3 separate regions of the Homo sapiens genome follow, and regions 2 and 3 are each linked to region 1. Evidence: chromatin loops called from intact Hi-C (ENCODE). Cell type or tissue: GM12878. All regions are shown on one strand.

What was found. Hi-C counts contacts between places; a loop is a spot of excess contacts. Peaks named below come from ENCODE experiments on the same cell type or tissue, not always from the same donor. Only the 100,000 strongest peaks of a DNase experiment are listed, where the experiment ranks them.
Region 2: a loop joins it to region 1, with 4 times the contacts of the local background. A loop is called at or near these places in 2 of 110 quality-filtered maps.
Region 3: it touches region 1 in a loop (3-fold over the local background); 16 of 110 quality-filtered maps call a loop at or near these places.

The regions. Positions count from the first base shown.
Region 1 is chr4:53,648,952-53,656,951 of GRCh38, forward strand. It overlaps a transcript of LNX1 not described here. Among named protein-coding and RNA genes, the nearest start is that of LNX1-AS2, 60 kb to the left of the region's middle. In GM12878, a CTCF peak has its summit at 4,974 (motif pointing left); DNase peaks (open chromatin) are centred at 4,880 and 5,500; H3K27ac peaks cover 1,426 bases.
Region 2 is chr4:53,744,565-53,752,564 of GRCh38, forward strand. No RefSeq gene overlaps it. Among named protein-coding and RNA genes, the nearest start is that of LNX1-AS2, 160 kb to the left of the region's middle. RefSeq lists a silencer at 386-445 and enhancers at 3,784-3,993, 4,044-4,093. In GM12878, no CTCF peak of the experiment used is centred here; a DNase peak (open chromatin) is centred at 3,917; H3K27ac peaks cover 2,168 bases.
Region 3 is chr4:53,502,918-53,510,917 of GRCh38, forward strand. LNX1 (ligand of numb-protein X 1) reads right to left here. Exons shown (of 11, transcript NM_001126328.3): 3 at 5,069-5,310; 4 at 4,400-4,552. All of the region lies in intron 3 of LNX1-AS1 (LNX1 antisense RNA 1), which reads left to right. Among named protein-coding and RNA genes, the nearest start is that of LNX1-AS1, 6.8 kb to the left of the region's middle. In GM12878, a CTCF peak has its summit at 3,201; no DNase peak of the experiment used is centred here.

The sequences.
Region 1 (8,000 bases):
GAAAAACCAATAGAAGAGAGGAGGTCTCCTTAGCATGCAGGGCAATGCTGGGACCTTTGGAGGCTGAAACGATAAAAAAATTATGGTGCCTGTAACCCAAAATATATCAAAAGATAAGCAACAGTAAGGCATAAAATGAATCCAAAAGGTTCTGATTTTACTCAAGATAACAACTTCAGAGTTTCTTTTACAATGCCAAAATCTATTTGTTTAAATTTCTGTCTTTTAATTAATTCATTATATTTTGGGGTGCTTCTGCTTCACCAGTGCCCTAACCCCTTTTTGATCCACCTACTGGAAAATAACAGCTTTGTTATTATTGTTTTCCATATGCTATGCATTTTTGTGTACACTATGTAAAAGAATTTAATTTACATGTCAATCCCACAAGGCGACTACTATTACAATCTCTAGTTTTACAGTGAAGGAAACCAAGACAGAGAATAGTAACTTGCAGAAGATTCAACAGCTATAGATCAACAAATCTTAGGTCACAGAACCAGGATTTGAACTCCGGAAGTCTGGCTCCAGAGCTCTTGTCCTGAAGTCTACAATCCAGCACCACTGGCTCATCTCCACAGCCTGCACCTGTCTGGACAGCTCCTCCTCTTGCCTCTGGCCCTGCACTAGCCACCCTGAGGTAGCTCCTGATATTCTCTATCAGTTACAGTATTTCATCCTTCCTGCACACCACTCCCTTTACTCCCCTTCTAGTCAGTCTTTACCTTGTTAATCTCTGCCCATTTAGGATTCCCCTTGGGCATCTCCTCTGTGCCCACCCAGTCTGGGCTAGGTGCCCTCCGATGGCAGGCTGTGTAGGGTCTCATTGTACTTGGCCACATGGAATTGAAATTTATTGCTTGTCTGCTTCCCACAGTGGACTGGGAGTTCCTTGAGGGTGGTGACTAAGGTTTTAAATCTCTATGTTCCACCCTAGCCAAGCACCTGGAACCTCGTAAGCGCTTTGTATCTGTTGTTGAGTAAATGAATAATGGAGAACCTAGACAAGGACTTGACAGAGAAGAAAAAGGAGCAGGGACTGCCCAAATAGTAGTTTTCACCCTGGAAATGTTTTTACTACCCTGAGCAGAGAGTGAGCAGCCCACATCCATATAGATGAGCAGACCGAGTGGAATAGAATGAATGGAATGAGCCTGGCTTCTTCAGGCCTGATGCTGAGGACACGTGCCCTGCCTGTATGGAGGAGACAGCTTTGTCCCCCATCAAAGACAGTGACAACACAGGTACATACACAAATGCATAGCGCGTGTCACAGTCCTTAAATACATTACATAGGGCTGAGCAAAGTAGGCACCTGTGCGGGGTGTGGAGGACATACGGTAGCTCCAGAATTCCAGGAGCCAGCTCAGGGCAGCCCAGAACAAAGTGTCAGGGCCTAAGCAGGGTGCGGAGGGCATCTGCATGGGCAGGGGACAGTGGTCATGATGGCAGTTGATGACATTTGGGGGACTGAGCAAATAAGCAAATAATATATTAAGGATAATGGGAGCCGGCTTCTGATGAATGTCAGAGAAGGGAGTTACAAATGTGGAAAGGGAGAAAACTCTGTGGTGTTGGATTGGAATTGGAAGTATGAATTTATGGTTTTCTATACATATAGATTAACATAGAAATAAATAGATACGTAAATAGAGGAGGAAGCTGGGATTCAAAATTAGATCTGTCTAGCTCTTTTCACCGTTCTATACTACCGCCCTACATATAGGGCCTCTGCTGTGAAACCTCTGTCCCCTTCCGTGTCCCCCCAAGAACCTCAACCCTAACTCACACAGACTTAAAGGATTCCACCCTCATGGTTCCAGAGCATGCATCACACCTCATGTCATTAGTTGCACACAACTAACTCATGAGGTTTTCATTACACTGAGGGTAGGCCTCCTCTTATCTGTATTCCCTGCATCTCCCTTGGAGCCAGGCACATGGTCATCACAATAGTTAGTATTAATATTTATTGTGCAGTTGTTATGCACCAGGAAAGACTTCACATGCATAATCTCATTTACAGCTGAAGACAACGCTATGAGGGATGTATTACCATCATTCTCATTTTACATATTGGCAAGGTGAAGTTAGAGGTGTTAACTGAGGTACCCCAAAATGCAGAGCTAGTAGGAAGTAGAACCAAGAATCAAGAACAGACAGTCTAATTCCTCAGGCTATGCTCCTCTCCCCTCGGCTCTGCCACATGGACTTGGTGTAAGCAAATGTTCACTCAACAAATTCCTCCTGGGGGACTTGTGTATCTGAATGCTCTCCCTCAATCCAAGTCCACACTTTATGTTGAGCTCGTTTGAAGCTCACCTCTTTAGGGGAGCCCCACCCCCATCCTGCTCTGCACTGCGTCAGCATTCCTTGGGCACCGGACTTGCACCACGCCCTGACACATGACCAGTCAGTGTTGGAGCAGGGAACATAGTTTATCGACATTTGTTGAAGTGAATTCAATGCCCAGGAATGGAAGTAAACAGGAATACATGACAAGGTGGTATATTGTACAGGATACTGTGGCTATCTATTTCTGGATTTTCCAGGAGAGTTCCAATTTCTAAAATTCCATCCTCTCATCAGAACATTTGTCAGAATACGTGGCCAAGAATGTACTCTGGAATTTTGTTTAAAGAGTAGGGTCACCATTCTACTGAAAAGAGATGGGAATGGAGACAGGATGTGCTGCTGGTCACCCACAACCCTACACACCCGTGAGCAGGTCACAGCTTCTCTCAACCTCTTTATCCATGGGTAAAACTGCAATGCAACACCTACTCCTACTGTGGAATGAAACAAAGTCTGTGTGTGAATGTGTTTTAAATGACGATAAAGAATAATGTCACATAAACCCAGTTACTGTTAGTGGGAATACTTACATTTTTACTGACCTGTCTGGCAAGTCATTTTCATTTGTGAAAGTAAAGAAGCTTTTAATGAAGGCCACTGCAGAAAAAAATAGGGTATAAAGAGCGCAAATGCCCTGAGGCCTTTCTAGTGTTTTGAAAAAGATACCTAGATATTTCCATCTTTTAGACTCTCCTCAATTTGATGTGTGTGTGTGAGAGAGAGAGAGAGAGAGAGAGAGAGAGAGAGAGAGAGAGACAGAGAAAGAGATAGGGGTGAGAGCTGGAGGCTGAGTGGGCAGAGGTGAAGTTTTTTTTTAAATTGTATGAGATTCTACCTGGTGGAGGAACCGGGCCATCTTACCTTTGCTGTATTGCGGATCAGTTCCCAGCTGTGTGACGTCTCAGGAGATAGTCCGTTTGAGAGCTGAGCTTTTCTGGCTTAGCAGTAGCTCGGAAAATTTTTCTTTCTCTTTCCAGTGTTCTTCGTCCCAGCTATGCATGAAAACTGCTCCACCTTTGTACGTGCGGGGGTTAACCTGGGCATCCCCTGCCCCTTCTGCAAGGCTTTGAGTAGAGCAGATCCATAAAACTGAGAGCAGCTATGGGGAGCTTCGAGGGAGAGTGGTCCCCTGCAGAGCAGCATGCATTAGCATCAGTGACAAATCTCTTCTGGTTTGGATGGGGCTGAGACGCCCCTGAACTTCCTTCTGCTCTTGCCAAAAGCCAAGGTCCTTTTGTTCACCTTTAGGGTTGCCAAGTCAGGCCTACCTCGCCCCTAGATGTTGTTTCCTGCAGGCAATGGGAAAATGATCTTGGAGCCAGAGAAGGGAAATCAACAAGGAAATAAACACAGGGTCACCACACCTTCAGGCCATCATTAGGTCTGGAACATTATCATGCTGGGACCAGCTCCTAAATAGGCAGGGGCTACTGACTGGACAGGTCCTATAATCCTTGGCATCTTTTATTTTTGAATATGTAAAGGGGCATGCACCAAAATCTATATCAGGCAAATAAGTACTTCTGACTTGTTCCAATACCTTGCCAAAACTTTCAAAGATTTTCTATTGGCAGTATTGCTCATAACTGAACACTGGCTAATGTTTGTAGACGAAGAAAAAGAATGAGCAAGTTTGTGGCTGATACTATTTAAGACTCTTAACTCTAAAGATATAGAATTATTGTTTAAATAAGGATTTCTTCTGCTCATTCTTCAGCATCACCATCATCATCATCGTCAGTGGCTGCAGCATCTTTGCTAACATTTATTAAGTGCTTACCGTCTACCAGGTTCTGTAGTAATTACCTGACCTGCATTATTTTATTTAATTCTCCACAGAATCCTATAATTATCACTCCCATTATATAGATAAAGAAACTGAGCATTACAGAGACTAAGTCATTCCTGCAAAGTGACCCAGCTAGTTAAAAATGTAAACGTTGCACTTCTGGAAGTGTGCTTTTCTGAGTTTTGCTTTTCCCACTGGTTTGCTTAAGCACTTCTGTGGGCTGACAGCTCCAGCAATGGCCAAAGATTTTACTTAAATAAGCGATTAGCTCTGGGAATCAGATTCTAAGTGGAAACATGAATAATTAGTGAATTAAGTAGTCTCTTTCCAGAGATGTGAGTCGGGTGCTGGATGTTATCTTATGTATATGCAACATGCAAGAAAGACACATAGAGTCCAGGTACTTGTGGCTGCCTAATCACAGGTGGTGCCGCTGGCTGCGGTGCCTTCAGCTCTCCACTGTGACTCTGATTTACAAACAAGGAAGTACACTGCAAATCCCTTGGCCTCTGTGTGCATTTTGGTCATGGCCTGATTGCCACTTTGTCCTTTTGACTTTCAGAGCCAGCTGCTACAAGTTTCTTTTAATCAATAATCCACCGAGTGAATGAGGCAAAATTAGCAGCCTGGAAACTTCTGCCTGGTGAGATGAAGTCAGCACATGTATTTTCAGTCCTAAGGTCACACTTCTGACTCTTTTTGGTTCTACCCCTAATCTTTATTTTTAATTGCTAGCAGTTAGCTCTCTTGTGTCATGGCGGTTACCCAGGGCAGCTGGCATCTGGTCAAACAAAAGTAAAACAGTTAATTAGGAGACAAAAGGATGCCCTCCAGTGGGCCCAAGTTGTCTGTTCTCATAAACATAAGAGTTGTGACATCAGGGCAGTTGCACATTCTTGTCACCCTTGGATTTGTTTGGCGACGCTTTGGGGGTATTTTGCCCTAAGGCTGCATGAGCCTTTACACTTGAGGTTGGTCAGCTTTTTGTTCTTAACAGAGACTGAAGACTTATTTACTGGAGTTATGGTAACAAAGAGAAAAAAGTCTAGGCTTTTACTTATCATTTCATTTTTTCTCCCAGAGGTTTATAACTAAGTGCAGTTTTTAGATATGTTTATGGACTCTGGTCTTGGAGTTCTTTGATGAGGAAAGGTAATTTATAACAGTCAAATTGGCCTTTTCAACCTTATCACATGAAATAAAAAACCAAAATGTTGGAAAGGAGCTGATGTAATAGAGACTTTCAAGCTCCTCATCTGCTTCGTGGCTTTTCACCAACAGGAAACAATGATGGCAGATTTGGGGACTGTCATAAGCATGGGGTTTTCCATTCAGAAAGGTAAGGTAGGTGGGGATTTTATTTCTCCTTTCTCATCTGCGAGCAACCGGATTAGCACTGATTGATTTGGTTCCAAGAATTGAGTCCATTCCGAGATTGCCAACACACACACATACCTCCCAAACCTGCTTTTTTGCATGGTCATGTAACCAAGGCAGCTAACAGTTTAAAACTGGAAACAAAGAGAAGTCATGAATGAAAAGCAGGCATATTAATTTAGCTTTACAAGTGTGCCCTTTCCAAAGCCAGGATTACTCATTCCCTGGCAGCCTACAGCATGGAGACCTGAGTCTGCTCAAACGCCATGGCTTTAGAGTGTCACTTCCATTTGGTGTGGGATTTTAAGGAGAGAGGCTCCAACTCAGCAGAAATGTCCAACTGTAATTAAAATCCTTGTCATTATGAAGCAAACATAGCTTCACCGTAAAGGGGAGAATGGCTCATTTTTAGTGTCCCAGAAAAGTCACAAATATCATACCCAGTTACATGCAGAGAAAACTTCCTCATTATTGGTGCATTTTGGGAATGCATTAAAGGGACATTAAATCTCAGAAATGTGAAATGACAGTGGAGACATTTCCATCTTCTAACTGTGATAAAGAAATCAGAACCTGAGCTAGCTTTCTTTCAGGTCCATTTTCACTCTTATGAGATGCTCAGGGTGAAAATGAATTTATGTTAACAGGAGGGAGAAAATGGTTTCTTTGAACCATTATGACCTGGTTGCTTTCCTTTCTCTCCTCTAATGGTAAACCTTAGTGTACTCACATGTACCTACAAGTGGGGCAGGAAGTGAGGAGCCCAAAGCCCCACCCCAAGGCTTCAGATACTGTTTTTCTGCCAACGATCCCCATATTTGTGTCTCTGGCTCAGACTCTCTTCTGGGCTTCCAACTGCATTCTCAGTGTCTCATAGCCATCTCAAACTCCACACAGCCAAAGCCAACTCATCATCTTCTCTTCCTGCCTCGCCTCATGTTTCCCCATCTCATCCATCTAAATGTTGCAGCCTGGGAGTTACCTCTACAGGGTCCATCCCTCAAGTCCCACATCCAATCCACGAAGTACGTTCCATCAGTTTCACCTTCAAAATTTATATCCATTTCAATCATTGCCCTCTGTTTCCACTCCCACAATGGTCTGAGCCTCTGTCGCTCTTACCTGAATTTCTGCAGTAGTCTCTTCATGAATCTTCTTGCTTCCCTTCTTGCCCCTTGTCCCTCTATCAAATCTGCACTCCACATTCCAGCTGAATTAGACTTTTAAAAAAGTAGGTCAGCTCATGCCATTAGACTATCTAGAGGCGTCAAGGTTCTCCACTGCACTCAGGAGGAAACACAAAACCCCTGGTGTGGCCACTAGGTTTGGCTTAACGTGCTCCCTGCTCACTTCTCCAGCATTATCTCAGCACGCTCCCTTCTCAGTGTACTTGGACCACAGAATGCACCACTAATGGCAGTGTCTTGAACACACCCAGCTTTTCTCCATCTCACAGGCTTTCTTGTTCCTGGACTGGTCTTTACCCTTCCTCTCTCACACACAGACTCTCTGTCTCTTTCTGCCTAACTCACTCTTTCTCATCTTTCAGGTCACAGCTCAAAAGTCATTTCCTAGGGACACCCCACGACCTCGCCCCTTGTCCTCATTTCCTTTGAGCACTTGATACTACATGTAAGTCTATTATTTATTTGCCTATTTTGCCTAATATTTATGTAACTTATAATTTACCCACTTACAGAGACCCCTCCCTCCAAAACAAGGTTTCCTTCCATGAAGTCAGGAGCTAGGTCTATTTTGTCCCCAACTATATGTCCAAGACCTGCCTGCTACACAATACATTCTAAATAAAACAAAATGCTGAACGAAGACATGAATAATTGAATGAGATCATCTTTTTTCTCTCAATTCAGGTTAGTTAAGGAACCTGAGTTTCTTAAATAGTTGTTGAGAGGTACTCACATGTTTTTATTCACATACAGATCTAGTTTTCCCTGTGCAGATGTAGAGAATTAGCAAATAATTGTGGCCTAGAGAATCTACCAGAGTCCTCCTTTCAGAGGAACCACTTTCTGTTGCCTCTGGGAGTGCTGTTCCACAGCGCAGGGAAGAGATGGGGAAGAACCAGAAAATAAAGGCTTCTGGCTTTCCACTTTAGATTTCGTAATTCATTTTCCGTGAAAACGATAGGGCCAAGTGGAAATTGTACTGTTTTAAAAGTTTCTGGGGGCCAGCTCTGGGAAACCAAACATCATTTAGATTTAGAACATCAGTTTATGGGAAGAAATGTGTTCCAAATTCTAACAACCAACATATCCTCCAAAAATGACTCGGAACAAAAACTCTAAGTGGGGAGTTTGCCTGTTTTGTGTTTTAGATGAATTTGTAAAAATACTGTGACTCATCACCAGCCACACCCTCCCCGGCTCTCATCTTAATTTGGGTTCTGGTTAGCATGCATTGGACAACATTGGGAATGCCTCGGAGATAATTTATTCACACTGGAATTTTTTTATTTGCA
Region 2 (8,000 bases), 96 kb after region 1:
ACCCAGGTGTTTGAGTGACAGAATTATTCAGAGAAACCCACTTCAAACCTAGACAGAGACAGCTCTCCTTAATGACTCAGAGCATCTGCTTTCTAGCCCCAAAGAGGCCATTTAGATAACAAAGGCAAATTTGAGATGTGAAATGGCTGATAGCAGCCCCCAAATAGAGCAGGTGTGGGGTGGAATAAAAGCCCTCTGTTGTCCATCAGTGTCAGCAGCACCTCTGTGTGAACGGTGGCGCTGCTGGAGCCTCCCATATAAGGCAGGAGATGGAGCTCAGGAGCCAGGGAGTGGGGCTGGAAAGCTGGTGAACAGAAGGTCACTGCTCAGCCACCAAGCTGATGAGACCTTGAGAGGAACGTTACCCTACAGCCTCATTTGCACAGGAAGAAACCGAGGTTAGCAGAGATTCAGTGAGTTGCTGGAGATCTACTGTGAGATGGAGGCAAAACTAAGAAAAGGAACTCAGTTCTCCTGCCTCTAGCCCAGTCAGTTACTTCTCCTGTACCTCCTGGGGTCATCCCACCTGGTCAGAGCTTGAGAGTATTTATTCTGAGCAATTCTCCAGAGCAAGGAGAAGAAAACTGCCAAGGAAGGAAGAGAAAGGAAAACTCTTTTTTAAAAAATGGGGGGACAAGTTATTTTTTAAATATAAAATTGAATCATACTTACTAAAGTTAAACAGTTCAGTACTATAAAAAATAAGAAGTATGAATCTCATGCTCTTCATCAAACACAGCCTCCCCCATCCCATTCACCAGAGGTAAAAACTGTTAACAATTTTTAGTATGTCTTCCAGACTTTTCCTAGAGATTTATATTTATATACTTTTTTAAAAACACAGATGAGATTACACAATACATACTCTTCAGAAGGTTGCTTTTTTACTTAATATGCTACAGCTACCTTTTGGTGTTTATACTCATTGTTAAAATGGATCTACTGTGTTTCATCATGTGGGTGTAACATGATTTATTTAACTGGTTCTCTAGAGATGGGCATTCAGCTTGTTTCCAGCATTTTTCTCACTAGTACAAACAGCAGTAAGCATCTTGTTCAAATACCCTTGTGCAAGTGTGTGAGCATATCTTTCCTAAATGTTTTAGAGTTAGGTCTAAAGGCATACACATTTTAAATTTTAATAGATTTGACTCACTATACTTTCAAAGACTGAATCAATTTGTGCTTTCACCCAAAGTTATCCTTTCCCTACCCTCATCAACACTTGGTGCCAGCCATCTTCATACAGTTTTCCTTATGTTGTTTTCATGGATGTTCCTGAATTCCAAGTAGAGTTGGGCATCCATTTGTATTGTGAATTGCCACTTGTACTTCCTTTATAATGAGCTGTCTTTTATTATGAGCTGCTTGCTTTTATCTTTGGTCCGTTTTTCTCCTTGGTTTTCACCTGTTTTTCTTTTTGGCTTTGTCAATCAAGAAAAATGACCTCGACAAGTCTCAATCATTTTAGGGGGCTTATTTGCCGAAGCTAAGGATGTGTGCCTGGGAGACAGGTCTATGCCTTTCTTCGAATATGATTTTGAGGGCTTCAAATTTAAAGGGGAAAAGAGGGGGATATTGAGATATACACAATTTGCATGCAAGAGGGGCAGTAGGGGAAAAAATAGTCACTTATGCCTTTGTCTGGCTCAGTGAATGTGAATTTTTACATATGATAGCATAGACAATAGGGCAGAGGAAACAATAAGATATGCGTTTGCGTCAGGTGGGCAGAGGGATGACTTTGAGTTCTGTCCTATGTCCCCACACCTGTGAAGATAAGCTATCAATTTATATTGCCATGGTGAATTTTAACAGAAATGCTTTAAGGTAAAGATCTTGGGGCCCACAAGGAATTTCCTTGTGGGCAAACTATGAGGGAGATGTGTAGCTTTTCATCGTGTAGCCATCTTATTTAGGAAAAAAAGTGGGAGGCAGGTTTGTGTGACCCAGTTCCCAGCTTGATTTTTCCCTTTGGCTTAGTGAGTTTGGGGTCCCAAGATTTATTTTCCTTTCATAGCTTATAGTAGTAAAATTAAATAAATCAGTCTTTGTCTACAATATGGGTGACAGTAACATTTCTCAGTTTATTGTTTTGTCTTTGGGCTTTGTTTTGCTCTGTTACATTTTATGTGATCAAATTTATAAATCTATTCTTCATAGCTTCTGGGTTTTATGTCACACTTTAAGAGATCTTTATTATTCCAAGAAAATAAAATACTGCCTTTATTCTAATGCTTTCATAATTTTTTTTATGTTGCAAAAATAGACCAAGATGAAATTTATTTTAGGTAAGAAATGATGTAAGGATTCAGCTTCCTTTTTTTCTCTCTCTCTCTCCTGTCTCTTTCTTTTATCCCCTCAGATCACTAGTCTATTGTCACACTATTTATTGATTTATTTATTATTTGACCCTTACCTGAAATGTCACCATTTTTACAAATCACATTCCCATTCATACTTAAGTATTTCTCTGGGCTCTATTTTGTTCCAGTAATCATTCTGTCTCTTCATGTACTAATATAATTTTGTCTCAAATACTGCAGGATCATAATACATTACTAGTTTCTATTAGGGCTATCCTCACATAGCTTCCATAAAATAAAGTTTGTTTGTTTGTTTATTCATTTTTAAAAAGGACCCTGGTTATGCCTCAAAGAAAAGACATAGTGATAATGATCTAGCATTATATTTTACAAAATCTACTCCACATATATTTTTTAGGTTTCTGCTCATATATATGAGCAAAATCATGCAGTGTATATAAGTCATTTCCTCCTGGGTCATCATATGTTCCTGATCTGGGGCACACTGTGATTTGAACCTAGTTATTGGTGTAGTGGCAACGGGGGCAGTTGTTGTAGTCTTGTGGAAAATGAGCATCCCCTCGGAACATTGCTATCCCAGCGGAGGTTACTGCAGGGCTTTCAACCAAAGAAAGCGTGGTCTCCCCAAACACAGAAGAACAAGCAAGGGAGGCTCAGAGTGACGTGGGTGTGTTTAGAATCAGTTCTAACCTGATGCCTCACTCCAAGTTTCAGTGTCTCATGCTTTCCCATTTGATTTCCTATCTTTTACATCAGAAATTTGGCAAGGCTGTGAATCCAACTGAAATTGTAATTCTGCAAGCCTCCCAATTAAATTTTATGTTTGATTTTTATCAATATCAGCCTGTGGCCATAATAAATAAAAGATTATTTTTGGGCTGCCCTAGAAATGTCTAGTTTGCCACTCATGACTTGAACTGAAAATTAAAGGAATTTTAGCCTGTCATTTGCTTTCTGTAAATGCTACAGTACACTCCAGAGGATCCATCCAACATCATAGTCCTTGCTTTAGTTTGCACTTCATCACAATTACCATAGTTTGATTAATTGCAAAGCTATTACCTGCCATGGATTATTAGTATCAATTTCCCACTGGCAAAGAAATTGTCTCTGCACTGAAGCCTAAAATCATGATCAAACTAGTACCAAATCTCATGTGTGAGGGTCTGTCTTTTAGGACCACTACTGGTATCAATTCTGTAAGGTCTAGTCAGGAGATAGCTACACACCAGTAATTTGAACAGAAAAAATGTAATATACAGAATTATGAGCTAGTAAAATGCAATTAACTACTAAAAGAGAACTAGAGAATATAGAGAAGAAGCTCCTACCTCTAGAATGGAGAGAACATAACATAAAGAATTAAGAACATGAAAGAAGGTCCCTCCTCCAAGGCTGAATTCAGCCCTCAGTGGGTATCTTGTGGCTGACACAGAAACATGTAGCCTCTCAGTGGTAAAGAAACTTGTCAGAAAGTTTGGCCAGAGCTGGTCTGTAGGAACAGCTTGCTAGGTGGTTGAGACACTCTAGAAGGTGCAGGCAAGCTGCAGCTGGTTTGCAGGAACTGAAACTGGGTGGCTAAGTTCACTGGAGCGAGCTGGTGGGCTGAGCTGGAGAGCAGGACATGGCCAGCTGGGGTACCAGGGGACTGGAGCTGACTTATAAGAAACAACCTGCAGGCAGCTGAGGGGTCACAGCTGGTCTACAGGAAGTGGTCTGCTGGGTGCAGGAGAAACTCACTAGAGAGTGAACGACTTGGGCCTCCTGTCTGCCTGTTTGCTGACAGCTGTACCATAAGAGAGTAAGAGCACCATAACTGAAGATAAGCCTCTTCCTCTGCTATGACCTTACAGCAACACCCCAGTACCCTCTATTGACAATTAGGCTAACACTTCGGCAGTTGGGAAAGGAGAAATGTTTACAGGGTCCAGTCCCGCTACCACCAATAGAGCAAAGATGGATGCATTTGGAGCTGAGAGGAAATGGGTTGATAACTGGCACAACTAGTATGGATTATGTTTGCCAGTTTCAGGATCTCTATTCTGATGGTCTGGAGATCTCTTATATTTGATGATCATCCACTGTTAATAAGGGAAACACCCAAACCCTTTAACCAACGTGGTGCTTCATTTTCTCGGGTTTCCTGTGCCTCTCCACGTAAGGGCCTTTAAAATCTACAATGTCAGCAGCTTCAGTGCTCAGACTCATGGTCCATTTGCAAGGACAGCTGGTGAAATAAATAACATCTTTGTGGAAAAAGACAGAAAATAATGAAATAATATAAATCAAAACAAAGAGATCACCATAACCAGAGAATGGGATGCTAAGTGAGAGTCCGTTTCCTTGAGTGCTAGCTGGAAGCCAGCATGTAAGGAAGACTGAACTGAACTCATAATGTCCCCAGGACACTGTGAGTGGAGTGATGAACATAAATTATTTTCTTCAGTTCCTGTGATGAGAAATATGACTCCTAGTTAAGATAGTTGGCAAAATTCAAGATATCAACTATGGATTGTGCCTGTTTTAACGGTAAAGCAGCACTTGCCATTAATACAGCGGATGTTGGCCAGGCACAATGGCTCACACCTGAAATCCCAGCGCTTTGGGAGGCTGAGGTGGGAGGATCACCTGAGGTCAGGAGTTAGAGGCCAGACTGGCCAACATGGTGAAATCCTGTCTCTACTAAAAATACAAAAATTAACCGGGCATGGTGGCACACACCTGTAGATTCAGCTACTTAGGAGTCTGAGGCACAAGAATCGCTTGAGCTTGGGAGGCTCAGTGAGTTGAGACCACACCACTGCACTCCAGCCTGGGTGACAGAGCGAGACTCCGTCTCAAAAAAAAAAAAAAAAATACAGTGGATCTCAGAATAGGAAACCCCGTCTCCCAGACTAGCAGTGTCAACGTCACCCAGGAACTTACCAGAAATGCAAATTCTCAGACCCCACCCACACTTACTGAATCAGAGACTCTGGAGCTGGAGTCCAGCAATCAGTGTTTTAATAAGCCCACCAGGTGATTCTGATGTGTATTAATATTTGAGAACCACCGGTTTAGAGAGATATAAATTTAAGACTTGGTTTTTGGCAAACCATTTAATCTGTGCCTCAGTTTCATCATCTGTGACGGCTGCACCTTAATGATAACTACCTTATAGGGTTGTAGTGAAAATTACATAATAAAATCAGAGTAAAGAGCATATAAAAGTGCCTTCCACAGAGCATTCAAAAACTTTTTTTCAATCACCTCTTAAGACTTAATACAAATTTAAGAGACCAGTGTTTTTAAAGAGTTTAGCATAGTAAATATCAGGCACATAATAAATAGTATGCCCTCAATAATGCTAGCTATGGTATCAGTGGTAGTGGTAGTAGTAATATAACATTTAACACCTATATTGTACTTACCTTGTACTACGCATCCTTATAAGCCCTTTTTATGTTATGTTTTAACACTTAAAACCACTCTATGAGATAGGTATAGAACAATTATCACCACTTTTGAGCTGAAGGAACCGAGGTACAGAAGGTTTATTTCCAAAGACTACTTAGCTATTCAGTGATAAAACAAGGATCCCAAATCAGATCATTTCATTTCAGAGTCTGTGTTTTTAGGCACTAATCTGGAAAGATACAGAAGACAGAGAGAGAGGGGAATAAAAAAAGGGAAGGGGAAAGAGACTATGCCATTTTATACTATAAATTTTAAAAAGAAGTCTTTTTTTCCAAAAATGGAAACCATAATATTGCAGAATTTGCAGCCAAAAAAATGATGAATGGTGTTGCCTCCAGCCCGAGGTTCCAGGGAGGGGGAGAAAAATATCCAGCCGAAGCCCCTGGGAGTAGTGGGGGTTGGGGGGTTGGCCTGTTCTGGGCTTACATCTTTTTCACTGGTAATGATCTGGGAGGCAGGAAAACATTACCTGTCAGTGTCATTGGAGTTGGTGCTGTTGCAAAATAGCAAGATATAGAAAAGAATCAAATACTGAGAACTTAGAAATCTTGGCAGACTTGGGCCAAAATGTGCAGTAACATAATGCCAAGGGGCCTTGAAGGAGGGGACAGGGGAGAACAGGTGAAAACTCAAAGTTCTTTCAGTCTGCTGTCACACTGTGGACAGAACAGCTGCTGCTCCCCCCAAGAGCCAAGGTCACCGTGGGTAGAAATTGGAGAGGCAATGCCCAAAACGTGGGGAAAGAGACAAGCCCCTTTTCCTTCTTCCCTCCCAGCCTGCAGGGGCACACCTGGAGTATGGCCTTTTGTAAGTTCAGGGAGACCTCAAATATAACTACATTTTCTAAATATGTCAGGGAAAAGAAACTACAAAAGATTGAAGTAGAGAAGAAGGAAATTCTTAGGTATGAGAATTATGTAGGCTGGGAATGACTGGAAGGCAGCGAGACCTATTGGTTAGTGTAGGATAAGGTGAGCAGGAGAGTTTCAATTCAGTTCATCTGTATACATTACATGCCTACTATGTGTTAATTACTCTTTAGGTTTTGGTAAAATAGAGATAAAGAAAACATGGTCCTGTCCTGAGATGTTGCCAGTCCAATGCAGGGGGAGAACTGTAGATAGATAATTACATACACCACAAAAAAAAATGGCCATAAGAGGATGTCCTGAGAATACAGAGCAGGGGTATGTAACCCAGTCTAGGTACAGAAGACAGCAGCTATCAGGGAAGCCTTCTTGGGAGAGGCAGTGCTTGAGCTGAGTCTTAAAAAGATCAGGCGTATATCAGTTAGAATGCTTTTGGCTGCATGTAGTAAAAACCTAAACTCAATAGCCTTACATGATAAAGGTACTTATTACATAACATAATATAGAGTCTAGAGATATTGCAGGCTCATTAATTCAACAGTTGGACAATGTTATAAAGCAGCAGCTCCCAATCTTTTTGGCACCAGAGACAGGTTTTGTGGAAAACAATCTTTCCACAGGCTAGGTTGCAGGATGGTTTCGGGATGAAACTGTTACACCTCAGATCATCAGGCATTAGTTAGATTCTCATAAGGAGCATGCAAACTAGATCCCTCACGTGCACAGTTCACAACAGGGTTCGTGCTCCTTTGAGAATCTAATACTGCCACTGACCTGAAAGGAGGTAGAGCTTAGGTGGTAATGCTTGCTCCCCCACTGCTCACTTCCTGCTGTGTGGCCCAGTCCGTAGCCCAGGGTTGGGGACTCCCGATATAAAGGACCCGGTTTCTTTCATCTCTGTTTTGCCTTCCTCCATGTATTAGCTATGTTCGCAAATTGCTATCCCTCGTGGTCATAAGATGGCTGCAAAAACTTCACACATCACATCTGGACACACCTATGTCAAGAGAAAGAAAAGGGTACTTCCCTTTCTGTTTCTTTCTTCTAAGGAAGTAAACATTTCTCAGAAGCCTCCTCATGACTTTCCCTCATATCTCATTGTCCAGAATGGTTATTTATGGCCACACCCAATCCATTCCCTGGGGAAACAAGGAATAAAACCACCCTAATTAACTTAGACTGTTGAGATCCACCACCCAGAAGAATGGTTATTTAAACAAAGGCAGTAAGGATCTAGATTGTGGAGGATGTTGTATGAGCTCTATTTAATAGGGTGGGTATTTACAAAAGTCCCCTTTTTTACTTTAATAGTTTTATTCAGATATAATCGACATATTAAAAAATCATA
Region 3 (8,000 bases), 150 kb before region 1:
AACAATTTGGTCATATCTTTTTTTTTTTTTTTAGATGGAATCTTGCTCTGTTGCCCAGGCTGGAGTGCAGTGGTGCGATCTCGGCTCACTGCAAGCTCCGCCTCCCAGGTTCACATCATTCTCCTGCCTCAGCCTCCCGGAATTTGGTCATATCTTTAAGCTCCACTTCTAATTCTAGTTCTCTTGCTATTTCCACCACATCTATAGTTACTTTTCTCCACTGAAGTCTTGAACCCCTCAAAGTCATCCTTGAGAATTAAAATCAACTTCCTCCAAACTCCTGTTAATGTTGATATTTTGACCTCCTCCCATGAATCACTAATGTTCTTAATGGCATGTAGAAGGGTGAATCCTTTCCAGAAGGTTTTCAATTTTCCTTGCCCAGATCCATCAGAGGAATCACTATGTATGGCAGCTATAGCCTTTCGAAATTTATTTCTTAAATAATGAGACTTAAAAGTAGAAATTACTCTTTGATCCACGGGCTGCAGAATGGATATTGTGTTATCAGGCATGAAAACATCATTACTCTTGCGTCTCCATCGAAGTACTTGGGTAACTAGGATGCATTATCAATGAGTAGCAATATTTTGAAAGGAACTTTTCTTTCTGAGTAATAGGCCTCAACAGTGGGCTTAAAATATTGAGTAAACTATGCTGTAAAAAGATGTGCTGCCATCCAGTCTTTGTTGTTCCATGGAGAAAGCACAGGCAGAGTAGATTTAGCATAATTCTTAAGGGTCCTAGGATTTTTGAAATGATAAATGAGCACTGGACCCCACCTTAAAATCACCAGCTGTATTAGCCCCGAACAAGAGAGCCAGCCTGTCCTTTGAAGTTTTGAAGCCAGGCATTGACTTCTCTCTAGTTAAGAAAGTCCTAGATGGCATCTTCTCCCAATATAAGGCTGTATCATCTACATTGAAAATCTGTTGGCTGAGTGCGGTGGCTCACACCTGTAATCCTAGCACTTTGGGAGGCCGAGGCAGGCGGATGACCTGCGGTCAGGAGTTCAAGATCAGCCTGGCCAACATGGCGAAACCCTGTCTCTACTAAAAATACAAAAAATTAGCCAGGCATAGTGGTGCACGCCTGTAATCCCAGCTACTTGGGAGGCTGAGACAAGAGAATCACTTGAACCCAGGAGGCAGAGGTTGCAGTGAGCTGAGATCATGCCACTGCACTCCAACCTGGGCTACAGAGCGAGCGAGACTCCGTCTCAAAAAAAAAAGAAAATCTGCTTAGTGGAGCCACCTTCAATGATTTTAGCAAGATCTTCTGGAAAACCTGCTGCAGCTTCTACAATCAGCATTTGCTGCTTCGTTACAATCAGCATCTGCTGCTTCGCTACAATCTGCATTTGCTGCTTTGCCTTGCACTTTTATGTTATGGAGATGGCTTCTTTCCTTAAACCTCATGAACCAATCTCTGCTAGCTTCCAACTTTTCTCCTTTAGCTTCTTCACCTCTCTCAGCCTTCACAGAATCAAAGAAAGTTAGGACCTTCCTCTGGATTAGGCTTTGGTTTAAGGGAATGTTGTGGCTGTTTTGTTTTTCTATCCAGGTTACTCAAACTTTCTCCATATCAGCAATAAGGCTGTTTCGCTTTGTAAATCATGTGTTCACTGGAAGTAGCACTTTTAATTCCCTTCAAGAACTTTTCCTTTGCATTAATAACTTGGCTGTTTGGCACGAGAGGCCTAGCTTTCAGCCTACCTTAGCTTTCAATATGCCTTCCTTACCAAGGTTCATTTCTAGTTTTTGATTTAAAGTGAGAGACATGTGGCTCTTCCTTTCACTTGAATACTCAAAGGCTATTGTAGGGTTACTAATTGGCTTAATTTCAATACTGTTATGTATCAGGGAATACGGAGGCCCAAGAAGAGAGACATGGGGAAATGGCCAGTGAAGTAGTCAGAACACACAATTATTAAATTTACTGACCTATAAGGGCATGGCTCGTGGCACGCTAAAACAATTACAATAGTAACGCCAAAGATAACTGATCACATGTCACCATAACAGATATAATAATGAAAAAGTTTGAGATGCTGCAAGAATTACCAAAATGTGACACAGAGACATGAAGTGAGCACACGCTTTTGGAAAAATGGAGCAAACAGACTTGTTGGCTACAGGGTGACCACAAGCTTTCAATTTGTAAAAATAAAAATGAGGTATGCTTTTATTTTATTATATTTTAGTCTTGAATAAACCCCTTGATGCCAAGAACTACATTTTATATTCTTTATATAAAATGACAGCACCTAGGCCGGTGCCTTACATATAATAATCTGTTTTATAAATGTTTTTGTAATAAATATGCAAATAAATCTTTTTCAAGATAACTTTTTTTTTTTTTGAGATGGAGTCACCCAGGCTGGAGTGCAGTGACACAATCTCAGCTCACTGCAGCCTCTGCCTCCCAGGTTCAAGCAATTCTCCCGCCTCAGCCTCCCAAGTAGCTGGGATTACAGGTGCCCGCCACCATGCCCTGGCTAATTTTTGTATTTTTAGTAGAGATGGGGTTTCACTGTGTTGGCCAGGCTGGTCTCAAACTCCCACCCTCAGGTGATATGGCTGCCTCAGCCTCCCAAAGTGCTGGGATTACAGGAGTAAGCCACCACGTCTGGCCCAAGTAGTAGAGAACTTTACATGGAGTGGAATTGAAGAGTCTTTAATAAGAGGAAGAGACTGGTGGAAAGGAAGTTCTAATCTTTTCATTTAGCCATTGCACAGACATTTAGTGGACACTTATGTGCCAGACACTGTGCTAGGCCTTAAGAACAAAGATTCAGAAAAATAATCCCTGCACTTTGAGGTACAGTTACATGAAACATGATCATCGCTGATACAGGTGCTTCAAAAACACCTAAAAAGGGGGCTGAGGGAGTGAGGTTTCCAGGAGGAGGCAAAGTCTTACACTAAATCTGGAAGAAGGAACGTGAATGCCAGCTGAAAGGAGAGTGGGAGCGCAGGCTGGATAATGGAAGGGAGGTGAAAGAAAGATATACAGCATTTATAGGACTGTAATAAGCTGAGAGCTGTTAGAGCATGCAGCATGTACGTGCAGGGTGAGAGGCAATCATGAATAAGTATACAAGAAAAGGTCTGATAAGGCTGCTCATGAATTTTGAGGGCATAATACATACAGTGGTTTGGGTTCTGCCTCCCAACTCCCAAGAGTAGAGGGCAGTATAACCCAGGAGCTAAGAGAGTAGGCTCTGGAACCAGAGGACCTGATTTAAAATCTTGGTTCTGCCATTTTTTAGCTGGGTGACTGGGCTAGTTACCTAATCCCTCTGGGTCTCCGTTTTCTCATCTGTAAAATGGGAATGATAGTCCTATCCCCTTAACATTATTGTCACATCTAAATGACTTAAAACACTATGTGCATGCAGAAAGAGCTCAATTTTTTAAAAAAGCTGTTACTACTACTCTAAAGTTCTAACATAAAATGCAAAGACAGTAGGACAGTATTTCCTCAGCTCCACTTATATTGGGGAAAACATATGGGATCTAAGACTCAATAGCTTCCTTTGCATGAATTCTACAGCCATGTTACCTGGATTCAAAGTTTAGCAAGGTAATTTGAGCAACCTAAGTAACCTCTCTGTGCCACAGTTTCCTCATCTGTAAAACAGGAATAGGAGTGGCGCCAGGTGCGGTGGCTCATGCCTGTAATCCCAGCACTTTGAGAGGCCGAGGTGGGTGGATCACCTGAGTTCAGGAGTTCGAGACTAGCATGACCAACATGGAGAAACCCCGTCTCTACTAAAAAATACAAAAAATAGCTGGTTGTGGTTGTGGGTGCCTGTAATCCCACCTACTTGGGAGGCTGAGACAGGAGAATTGCTTGAACCCAGGAGGCAGAGGTTGCAGTGAGCCGAGATCATGCCGCCGTTGCACTCCAGCCTGGGCGACAAGCAAAACTCTGTCTAAAAAAAAAAAAAAAAAAAGAGGAATAATAGTAGCTACCTCATAGGGTTGTTGTGAGGCTTAAATGAGGAAATGCATGTAAAACACTCAGCACCACACCTCAAATGTAGTTGAAAGAGTAAGGAGAGCGAATATATATATTGCATTTATTATATGTGCCAGTCATTGTTTTAAATGTTTTTCACTCATTAATTATAATTATTCTTCCTCATATGCATAATGGTACTAGCGCCTGAAGGTGAGGGTTTCAACACTTTTTTCTTCAATCTATGTAAAAAGATGATAATACTTTCTGCCTTTAGCTACATACGTGAGAAGTAGGCTAATCAAAGTAAAAAATATTGTATACCCTTGGGAAGAGAGGGGTCACAGAAGGTGGAAGGTGATCAGATTGCGTCATCCCTGAAGTCCCCCTGGAAGCCCAGCCCATGTCCATCCAGCCTTATGGGGAGTTCATTTACCTTCAGGGGCAGTGGTGTTTTCAGAATTTTCCCTGCCCTGGTCGGCATGGTTGGCAACTGCACTCCCGCTCTTTGTCCTTCGAAGAACACTCAAAGCTCGATTTATTTTTTTAAATGATCTGCTTCTAATAGTGGATCTCTCAAAGGGCCGTGCTGAGGAATAGCGACAGGAGGAACAGTAGTTATGATTTAATAGAAATAATCATTTATGTACATATCTGATAAGATATACACAATAAGACATTAACAGTGACTACCTCTGGGTGGTAGGATTGTAGAATTTGCTTACCTGTATTTTTTAAGTTTTCTACAGTGAAATATGTACGACGTGCTTAAAATCCTGCTTTTCTTTTTTGTTTCTGGGCTGAACTGAATACAATACCACTTTTCTTGAGCAGCATGGCTGAAAAATTACTGACACTGCAGGAGTGATGAATCATTAGGTCTAGTTTCAGCCCCTTTCACCAAGTCAGATTACACACAGTTTTAATGATTGGAGGTACTTGCGGTTTCATTTCACTTTGGCGAATTGGACATTGGGTTCCTGCCAAAACTACCAGAACGATTTCCCCTTAAAAAACATTTACAGAACTTTCCACAGTAAGTATTCCACAGAGGGCAATCGCAAGCCAAGGAGCCCATTCCCGGACAACCACCCATTTGACTCACCCCTAGTTCGGTTGCTCCGGCCAGAGTCCACTGGGCTGATTGCTGGCTGCCCGTCCTCTGCCGAGGACACGTAGGCAGGGTTGTCTAGGCCAGGCTCGTCTGTCATTAAGGAGATGGTGGCAGCTGCAGAAACCTCTGGGGAGGGAGCCGTGGCTGTGAGGCTCGCACAGCCGTCTGGACAGCCATCTTGTGAGCGCCTCTTCCTATCTTTGGTCAGGCCGTAGTGGGAGGCACCTTTACAGCTGTAACAGAACCAGCGGGGAGGTGAAGAAGAGCTTTGGCTCTGCTGCCATTCCTCAGTCAGCCCTCTTCAAATACAATTGAAGAATGTATAATAGGCTTGTTGAACTTGGAATTTGATTTGCCTGCCGCTATATCCTCTCTTCCCTTTTCACACATCGGTACTCAATATACATTTGCCAACCAAGTGAATTCATAATTTGAGATTTTTTAAAGACGCCCACTGCATTCTCTTAAAGCAATCTCTACATTGGCTGCTGGAATGCAAATTTATTCAGGTCACCATGGTGTCTACATGAGTAGGGTTTGAGGCTGGCAATGTTCAACTATTTGGTAATTCCTGCTTGCTGGTGTTTATTTTGACCATGAAAGCCCTTAGTCACACCCTCACTCTTCTTTTGGATTTTGTTCCCAGAGCACTGAACGTAAATATAAAGCTCCTCCCAGATTCCATATTTAACTGTTCATGCAAACAGAATCACCCTCACCACAAAGCCACAGGAGTGAGTTCAGCATTGCTATCCTCTAGTGGCAGCTTGGTGGCTTCCATTCTCTTTCTCTGGGCTGGTCTGGGAGGGCCTCCCTGGTGTTGGGGGCTCCCATGATCTGAGAAGTGTCATTCATTGCCATGTTGTCTACCATTAAGAGAGTAAAACAGCTTTTGTGGTTTTTAGCAAAAACATATTTGTCTCTACCCATTCACTATCCATGCTATAAAAAAAAATCCAGAAAACTCCACAAAAACCAAACTTTGTGAGAAAAGCAAGTTATTGGTGCAATAGAAAGAAGTTGAAAAAGAACATTCTCGAGGCTCAGAAGACCAAGGTTGGAGCTGATCTAGGTCCATATTTTGCCATGAACATGAACACTGCCACTCGGCAAGTCATTGCAGCGCACAGGCTAGGTTTTGGTCAGGAAATGGTGATTTAACTATCTCACTCTACTGTGGGGAGGGTAGCTACAGGTAACCACTCCAGTTTCCACAGTTGTGAAGGCAGAAATCATATCACGAGCCCCTTTAGGAAGTGTCCATTTGCATATAATGGATGTGTTAATTATAAATTCTTATCAATTCATTACTCAAAACCCTATATGATTGAGCTATTTTAAATAGCCCTTTGAGATCCTACTTCAGGGATGCTTCATGTTTTTGAAAGTAGATGAAATCAAAGGTCAGTCTACCGTGATATGCACACATGATTTTTACTGCCCATAGAATCATAGAAATGGCAAGATGGAAGGTCCTATTGTCTAGATCTAAATCCTTGCTCTGAAATTTACATAGCTGGGTGATCTAGGGAAATTTTATTTACCTGGCTAAACTTCCAAATTTGCATATACTTTCTGGATTGCTGTGAGGTTTGATCGACATTAAGTCTTATCAGGGGTTTAGTACTTTTTGCCAAAAGTACTAGAATGCAAATTCATTAAAGTCGTCATGGTATCTACATGACTACAAGCAGTTCTCATGAGATTGTCGCTATTTCCATATTTTGTACATCCTAAGATGCTCTTTTCATGCTTTAACATGTCTAAAATCAGGATGCATGTGTGATTGATGGGGTTGTGAAGTTTCTGTTGCCAGGTGGCAGTCATGATGCAGACGTCACCATCCCAGCACTGCAAACCCAGTCGCACGAGTACCCCTTATCACTTCCATTGAGTTGCCTACATACTTGGTATTACACCATTGAGTTTAATTGCCATTTGAATGTAATGATTCAGTACTAAAATGAAAAGTTATAGAAAGCCTCAAAAACAGAACAATTGGATATTGATGAAGTACATATTCATTGTTAGAAGCAGAATCACAATTCTGTGTTTTCTTGCAAAGGGACAAGCAAATGTTTTATCTGCTTAGAAAGATGCACCCAAGGGAATTAAAAGTGGTGTTACATTTTGTTATTGAGAACATTCAAAAAGGATTGCCTATTTCATGCCAAGCAACACAACCAAGGGCAGGAGAAGCTGCCAAATTCATCTGAATGGATTTCAAAGCCACAAGAGTCTAGTTCACCAATCTATGCATCATGGGGATATCTTTGGTGTTTGGGGATTATTTAACTGATGGCACATTTTAAAATGTCATCTTCTTTGCTGTTATATGAACATACCTCTCATAGTCAGTGGCATCTTAGATTAGATGAAATGTGGTTTTAATATTAGTAGAAAAGGAGTTTGGTTATACAACCTTATGTCCTCATCTTCTAGATGAGAAAACAGGCCTCCAACTTACACTGCTAGTGCTTGTCCTCAGCTGGAAGAGTTCAAATTCCTGGCTTGAATTCGTGAGGTTTTACTGTACCGATTAGCTGCGTTGGCTTGGAATCATTCTGTTTAAACATAGTGAAGAGGTTGATCTGGGAAACTCAAAAATTGGTGAAACACTGTGTGATGGAAAAAATAAAAGCCAACTTGCATTTGAGCGGCTCCAACGTAACAAATACTTGAATGAAACACTTCCAGGCAGGCTGGTAGTATCTGATTAGCAGTGCATGGAAAGGAAGTTCCTAGCTGGTCTGGAAATGGTCTTTTCTGAGGAGGCAGCAATGCTCTTGACCATGTGCCCTGCCAGAATAGTAACGTTATTTTCCAGCTGGACAAATGGCTGGCAAAGGTACAAGCCATGGCTTTGTTGGGAGGACACAGCATGTCCTAGTAAAAGAAACTGGCACCTTTCTCTGCTGCCCCA